Regions from separate parts of the Homo sapiens genome. Here region 2 is linked to region 1. The links are chromatin contacts, found by Hi-C or POLR2A ChIA-PET in ENCODE. All regions are on one chromosome and are shown on one strand. Each heading gives the region's core, a stretch centred on a gene start or an enhancer-like site at or near the end of the contact. The rest is flanking DNA. Distances are from core to core; before and after follow the strand shown. Region 1 overlaps LOC105372018 (a long non-coding RNA gene). Region 2 has its middle 9.7 kb from the start of CTAGE1.

What was found. A loop is a pair of places that touch in the nucleus more often than their neighbours do. ChIA-PET counts read pairs that join two places held with the same protein, here RNA polymerase II (POLR2A). Pooled maps may share reads with other maps.
Region 2: a map of dorsolateral prefrontal cortex shows a loop between it and region 1 (2.7-fold over the local background). The contact joins two enhancer-like sites. A Hi-C loop is called at or near these places in 2 of 168 maps with a recorded cell type or tissue (dorsolateral prefrontal cortex and natural killer cell) and 2 of 50 pooled maps. POLR2A ChIA-PET finds 5 or more read pairs at or near these places in 1 of 52 experiments (OCI-LY7).

Annotation. Positions count from the first base shown.
Region 1 is chr18:22,252,405-22,256,283 of GRCh38, forward strand. All of the region lies in intron 1 of LOC105372018 (a long non-coding RNA gene), which reads right to left. Among named protein-coding and RNA genes, the nearest start is that of GATA6, 85 kb to the left of the region's middle. Within about 2 kb of position 1,928, at least 5 of the 41 ENCODE cell types and tissues checked have a DNase peak (open chromatin) inside an H3K27ac peak, as active enhancers do.
Region 2 is chr18:22,406,307-22,410,185 of GRCh38, forward strand. No RefSeq gene overlaps it. Among named protein-coding and RNA genes, the nearest start is that of CTAGE1, 9.7 kb to the right of the region's middle. Within about 2 kb of position 1,930, at least 2 of the 41 ENCODE cell types and tissues checked have a DNase peak (open chromatin) inside an H3K27ac peak, as active enhancers do.

The DNA.
Region 1 (3,879 bases), core at 678-3,177:
ACACCTGGCTAGTTTTTGTATTTTTTGTAGAGATGGGGGTTTTCCATGTTGCCCAGGCTGGTCTCAAACTAAGCGTTAGCTAAGCAGAATAACTTAATCCAGATAGTGACTTCTGAGAAGGAGATACAAGCCCCATGATTTAGGAAGCTATGAAAAGCAAGCTGGGCACAGTGGTGTACTCCAGGAATCCCAGCTACTCAGGAAGCTAAGGCACAAGGATCACTTGCGCCTAGGAGTTTGAGGCCAGCCTGGGCAACACAGCAAGACCCCATTTCTTTAAAAAAGAAAAAAATAAAGGAAGAAAAGAAAGCTATGAAGAGAAATTTAGGAATGTTTTTTCATCAAATAAATACTGAAAACCTGCTTCCTATCAAACCCACACAGACAGAGGATACCATATATACCAACATACTGAATGGTCTCTGGAATTTACTTTAAAGAGGTCATACTATAAGTAGGGCAATTGAAAACGGGGTCTGCATTTTTTTCCCATTAAATCAGGGCTTGGTCCAACCTTATTTTGCCAACAATGAACATCCGAGATCAAATATCAAGGTTTATCCCTCAAGGCCCAGCTCTAGATGCCATTTCCTCCCAGTTTTCACAATCAAAATCCTCAGGCAGGGCACAGTGCCCACACCTGTAATCCCAGCACCTTAGGAAGCAGAGGTGCGAGGACACCGTAATCTTGATCCTCACTTCTGAAGTCACTATTTGGATTAAGTTATTCTGCTTAGCTAATGCCTATAAAAATTCCCATTCATTACTAACGGTGGAAAGCGGCTCTGACAGCCTTGCCTTCCCCTTCATCCCAGGCAGCCCCATCCTTACTAATTGGAAGGGGAGATTGAACATTCTTTGCTTTTGATCAAGATTTGTCTCCTGCCAGGAGCAAGGAAGGATGTGTAGGAGGGAATGTCTCCGATAATAACAATAACAAGAGTAATGAGTAAAAGTTTTCAACAGGATCTTGGGCAATGAAGTTACCCAGGCCATTTATACATGTTTATAGTGTGAGTGTTTTTTCTTCAGCTAACAATGGCACCAAAATGCCTTCCTTCCCTCGGCCCCCTCCCAAACACGTTGAATGGTCCTGTTTGAGCTACAGAGGAACAGCTTTCAAAACTAGACCTTTTTTTCCTGCTTATTTCTGGCAATGAGTAAATGGAAATGGGGCGGTTTTGGCCTTTGGTTATGGGAGGGCAATGCTCTCATGGTGCCTGGTTTCTGGATTTTGTGGCTGAGAGCTTCAAGTGGCCTTCTTGAGCCAGTAGCAGGGCCTGTGGTGCAGCCGCTTGTCCAAGTGACTGAGGAAACCTTTCCTTCAACTTCCCTCCTCTTCCCAGCTTGAATGTAATCGGAGTTGCTATCCCCATGTTTAAGAAACAGACTGTGACTTCAACAACAATGAACTGACTTCCTACACATCCCTCTGCACCACCTCTTGGGTGATTTAGAAGAGGAAGCAAGATTTCCTCCTCCTGGCTCCGCTGGACAGAGCCTCCTCCCGCGTGGGTCAGCCGGGCCTGGGCTCTGGGGGTGCAGGAAGTCTCTCATCCTCTCACCCCATCCACATCCTGGAACTGGAGGATGAGCAGGAAGTGGAAAGTGTCAGGCAGAGTCTTTCAAGCTCACAGTCGGCTCCGGGCAGCTCGTGGGCCTTTAGGAAAACAATACAAAACTTTCCAAATGGTTCTTTTAATGGCTCTCTGCAAACACTTTACACAGTTGTGTTTGACGCTGCCAGTCACGAAGACTCTGGGATATTTATTTTGTTTTCTTTTCATTTTGCTGCGGGGAATAAAAAGTCACGGCTGAGTGTTGTTCTCAGTAACTCTCTTCCTGGTTGTTTGGAACACCTTTGACGGTGGCTGGCCTGGGTCGGGCCCCTCCCTGTTCTCTCCTACGGGGCGAGTTACTACGGCAGCCCTCTGCCCAGGGTTCCGAAGATTAATTGGCCTGAGTGATGCTTTAAATTTGGGAGCATGCCCCCATATACCAGGGGCCAGCTGCCAGCTGTTCTGAACCTTAGGGCACACCACATCACGTCTTCAGTGCCCTCATTTGTGAAATGAAGGGGCTGGAATGGTGACGTGACCCAGGTCAAATGTTCTCTGGGTCAGTGAGCTCCTGACCAGCCCCATACAGAGACCCCCTGGAGTCTTATGGGGCAGTGACCTCAGGTGTGCTCTGAACCCTTCTCCTGAGGCGTCTTCTTTTTTTTTTTCCATAAATTTTTTAAATAAATAGAGACAGGGTCTCGCTAAGTTTCCCAGGCTGGTTTCAAACTCCTGGGCTCAAGCAATCCTCCTGCCTCGGCCTCCCAGAGTGTTGGGGTTGCAGGTGTGAGCCCCCGTCCCTGGCAGAGGCCTCTTCTCTACATTTTCCTTCTTCCCTCTTTCCAGGTGGAGGCTTCTTGCTCCTGGGGCTGACCCCTTAAACTTTTCTTCAGCAAATCCCCACTGACTTGCCGTAAGACATGATCTGGCACATTGAGCTTTCACACAGCCATCTTCTGATGTCTTTACCAGGGTGGTTATTTTATTTTTATTTTTAGCCCTAGAATGCACCAACGGGGCCCAAAGATGACAAAGTTGTAAAACTTGGCTTTGCCAATGACTTCTTTTCAGTACTCTCTAGTCTTTGCTGTGTCAGGTCACAGCACAAGCCCGGTCGGAAAATACCCTGGGGGGCTCCTCCCTGCCCTTCCCAGACTGCCTCTCCCTTTCCTTCTTTGGCCATTGAGGTAGTAATAGGAAGAAGGAGCTCTCTTTTATTTGGAGGTTGGCATTTATCAAAAATAACATTTTCCCTGACGAATTTCCAGACACTGCCCATCAACTACCTTGGGATTTCACTAATTTTGAAATGCAGACGGTTCTAAGGCACTCCCCATCTCACGAGGGGAGATCTGAGGGCAACGCCTCTTTGACTTGGTATGAGATGGATGTTCAGAATCTCCATGTGAGATGAGAAATCTCAGCTTCCTCTGATCCCAAGCTGAAGGTGATGATACTTGGCAGAGTTGCTTCAACATGGAGCCTCCCTAAATTTAGAAAGTAACGGACCATAAACAGAGACAGTATGAACATGAAACTGAAACTAAAATTGATACTTCGGGAATTATTTACCTTTCTGACTTACTAGTGAACAATTTTAGTCTTTGCTTTAAATCAGATAGACTATGTGAGTGTCTCTGTGAAGTATCTGGCACAAAATAGGTGTTCAGTTAATGTGAGCATTGTTCACTTGTCACAACACGGGTGGAGACTCCTGCTCAGAGTTAGCCTCCTCAAGGGCTGGGAGGGTGGAGGGGAGGAGAGGTGAAGACCCATACCTGCTGGCTGAGACCCCTCCTCTCTCCAGAATAGAACTGGACAGATGGGACCAGGCATGGTGGTTCATGCCTGTAACTCCAGCACTTCAGGAGGCTGAGGCAGGTGGATCACCTGAGGCCGGGAGTTTGAGACCAGCCTGGCCAACATGGCAAAACCCCGTTTCTACTAAAAATACAAAAATTAGCCCGGCATGGTGGCAGGCACCTGTAATCCCAGCTACTCAGGAGGCTGAGGCAGGAATATCGCTTGAACCTGGGAGGCGGAGGTTGCAGTGAGCCAAGATCACGCCACTGCAATCCAGCCTGGGTGACAGAGTGAGACTCTGTCTCGAAAATAAAATAAAATAAAATAAAATAAAATAAAATAAAATAAAATAAAATAAAATAAAATAAAATAAAATAAAGTAAAATAAAATAAAATAACTGGACAGATGGAACAGTCACATGTCAATGGATGCCTATGGCAGCTTGCGGGACATCTTGGAAGGAAATGGATTGATCTGCCTGATTTGGCCTAGTGGCCTGAAAGGCTTTATATATGT
Region 2 (3,879 bases), core at 680-3,179, 150 kb after region 1:
GAAAAACAGGCAGCAACCCCAGTTAGGGACTTATAGATAAAACCCCCATCTCCCTGGGACAGAGTACCTGAGGGAAGGGGCAGTTGTGGGCGCAGCTTCAGCTGACTTAAACGTCCCTGTCTGACAGCTCTGAAGAGAGCAGCAGATCTCCCAGCTCAGCATTCGAGCTCTGATAAGGGACACACTGCCTCCTCAAGTGAGTCCCTGATCCCCGTGGATCCTGACTGGAAGATACCTCCCAGTAGGGGCCGACAGACACCTCACACAGGAGAGCTCCGGCTGGCATCTGGTGGGTGCCCCTCTTCGACGAAGCTTCCAGAGGAAGGAACAGACAGCAATCTTTGCTGTTCTGCAGCCTCTACTGGTGATATTCAGGCAAACAGGGTCTGGAGTGGACCTCCAGCAAACCTTTGCAAGGACATGGATGAAGCTGGAAACCATCATTCTTGGCAAACTAACACAACAACAGAAAACCAAACTGAACACTCATAAGTGGGAGTTGAACAATGAGAACACATGGACACAGGGAGGGGTACGTCACACTCCGGGGCACGTCGGGGGGTGGGGGCTAGGGGAGGGATAGCATTAGGAGAAATACCTAATGTAGATGACGGGTTGATGGGTGCAGCAAACCACCGTGGCACATGTATACCTATGTAACAAACCTGCACATTCTGCACGTGTACCCCAGAACTTAAGGTATAATAATAATAATAATAAAACATGAAATAGAATAAAATAGAAAAATGCCAGACTGCATCTTCCATAATAGTACATTACCTATATGAGTTATTTACCACTGATATCAGGGCTTTTCAATTCTGAATGTGCACCTGAATCAGCTGAGGATCTTGTTACAATGCAGATTCTGACTCTAGGTCTGGGGAGGGGTCTGAGATTCTGCATTTTTAACATGCTCTTCCGGGGAGCTTACAGTCTAGGGGTGGAACACACAGGTTCAATCTTGCAAAATGGCAGGTTGTACAAATACAAATGGGAGTGCAGCAGAAAAGGAAGACTAGCTCTGCCTGAGATTTCATGGTTGAGTAGGAGTATGTTAGGCAGAGAAGCACCTGAGAGGCAGTCCAAGGAGTGACTGGCAAGTGCCAAGGACCAGTGAGCTTTTCTTGGCATGGTTACATCACTCTCTATTGCAGCTCAACATGGTTTCCAAGGCCACAACCTGATGGCAGTTGCCCCTCGTGAGTTTAAGCTAGCTCAGCCAGCAGGTGTGCTGGAGGCCTTGATGTCTTCCCTTGAAGGCCTGGCACCTGCAGTTCTGGTGGCTGTCACCTGGCGATGAGCAACGTGCTCCTGCAAATAGCAGCCTTCAGGACTTCGTGGCGCCCCTTTCCTTCCTACTTTTCCAAACTGCGCTCACAGCTCTCCACCCTGGCCCTGCCTTCCACAGATCTCACTTTCTATTTTGCATAAAGGGCCACTGCCATCTGATTTTCACTGCTTCTCCTTTCTCTTCCTCAAAAATCACTGATATTCTTTGTGTGTGTGTCTCCTTCTGCTGCAAAAGAGGAATCTGCAAGGGTGACAACTCACCTAAGCCTTGGACCTCACTTCTCCCAGCACCTCCCCCAGCCTCTCCATGTCTTGTATGCTCCCCTTCACTCACTTACAGAACCCTCTGCCCTGTTTACAAACATGCCACTTCTCCAGGCACCCAAGGGTGTCTCTAAACCCTGTTACTTTCTTAGGTTCCTTGCAAGTAGCAGCAGTGCCTTACTCCATGATAAACCCACAGCCCTAATTACTCCCCACGCTCTTCCTCATCTGCAGTGTGCATAAGCGTTGATTCAGGGAGGAAGGAATAAAATTGTTGCTGCCTCTCACCTTCTCTTCATCTCTAAACCCTGTGCCTCTGATTGTTGGTTTCTCCTGTTTCTAGCCTCCCCTGGGCTCTGGTTTCCTGTCCTAGAGGGTGTCATCCCCACATGGGCCTCAAGAGGAGCTGTGCCCTCTTTAACACCTCAGTCTATTTGAGGCCAGACACTTTTTGTTAATTACCTTCCGGCACAACTAAGACCAGTCAGAACCCTTTAAATGAGACTGAAGATTTGGGGTAAACAAATTGAAGAAACAACCTGAAACCAAATTATCCACTTGATATGGTTTGGCTGTGTCCTCACCCAAATCTCATCTTGAATTGTAGCTCCCATAATCCTCACGTGTCATGGGAGTGACCTGGTGGGAGATAATTGAACCATGGGGGTGGGTTTTTCTCATGATGTTCTCATGATAGTGAAAAAGTTTCATGAGATCTAATGGCTTTATAAAGGGCAGTTCCCCTTGCATATGCTCTCTCTTGCCTGCTGCCATGTAAGATGTGACTTTGCTCCTCCTTTGCCTTCTGCCATGATTGTGAGGCCTCCCCAGCCATGTGGAACTGTGAGTTCATTAACCCTCTTTCCTTTATAAATTACCCAGTCTTGGGTATGTCCTTATTAGCTGTGTGAGAATGGACGAATATACCACCCAACAAAGTAGGGCTTTCTCCTACAGCATTCAGTATGAGGATGCTTCCCTGCCCTGTTCCCTGTGGCAGAGAACATCTTTCCTCCTATATTGGAGCTTCTTCAAGTTCTTTTTAAACTCTGGAAGTCCAGATTCAAGAAAGTGAGACCCAGAGAGATTTGCCTCCTGCTTACCTTTTGAGTAGGAATGTCTTCACAGAAAATCCAGCTTTCCTGACATCCTGATGTCCACCCTGTTCCTGAGAGACATGAGTAAGGCCTTGATCCATGGACTGAATTGGCCGTGGCCTTCAGAATACAACATAATGAACCCAACCTCTTTAAGAGACACACGTCTAGTACCATGGTGAACGTCATTATAGGGTTACTGTCACAGACCACCATACCACCATTGACCCCATAACTGCTGAACTCATTGACCTCCTCTTGGTTTTCCTTCCCATCCATCTCGCTGAAGCTTTGGACACCACTGCTCCGTTTTGGCACTCTTTCGTCGCTTGGCTCCTGTGACACTGTCACTTCTGGTTTTCCTCCAAATTCTCAGACCACTTTCTCTCCATCTTTGCTGCCTATACTTCCCCCTTTAAATGTCAGCATTGCCCAAACTTTTGTTCTTGGCTCTCTTCTCTTTATCTTCCCAACTAATTTCCTCCACTGTGCAGGTGCTTGTCCCCAGAACTTCTAATGGTGTAGGAGAATTGGAAGCTTTACTGATTCTTTCCCTTCTCTAGACAGACAAAGCTCCTAGCTCCCCAGCATAGCCTCAAGCCACAGAAAACTTACCCCTAAGAGCTCTCATGTACCACCTTCAAAAAAGAATGGATCCTTTCCTGTTTAGCTTTCCCCAGGCTAATGCGACTTCCTCTTTTGAATACACAGGGTACTTAAAACATTTTTTTAGACTAGCTCTTATGTGACAGACACAGTTCCAGGTTCCCCACAATACACCTGTTGACTGGATAGTATTCTCTCCAAACCAGGCTTCACAGAGGTCCCAGGACCTGCTCAGAGTCACAAGAGCAGCAAGTGGTGGACCTGGGACTCTGGATACATGATGGCCACACAGTGCTGGTTGTGCCTTCTTGAGTCACCTGCCTTACTTTGCCATCCACTATTTTTAATAGCAAAAACCTCAATTACTTTTGCAGCAACTGAATATTGTGTGTGTGTGCATTTAATTCCTCTGCACATAAACTTTTGAGTAACTTTCTTATTTTTCCTTTCAGCTCTTGGCACCAAGCTTTTAGTTTGAATTTTGGAGACAGTCTCAATTTTAAATATTTCATCCTACTATGCAAATAAGTACTGTTGACCCACTTTGGGGCTCGTAAAGTGTGGTCATTGTTACAAATGCTTTGGACATTGCAGGCAATTAATAAATATCTGTAAAGCT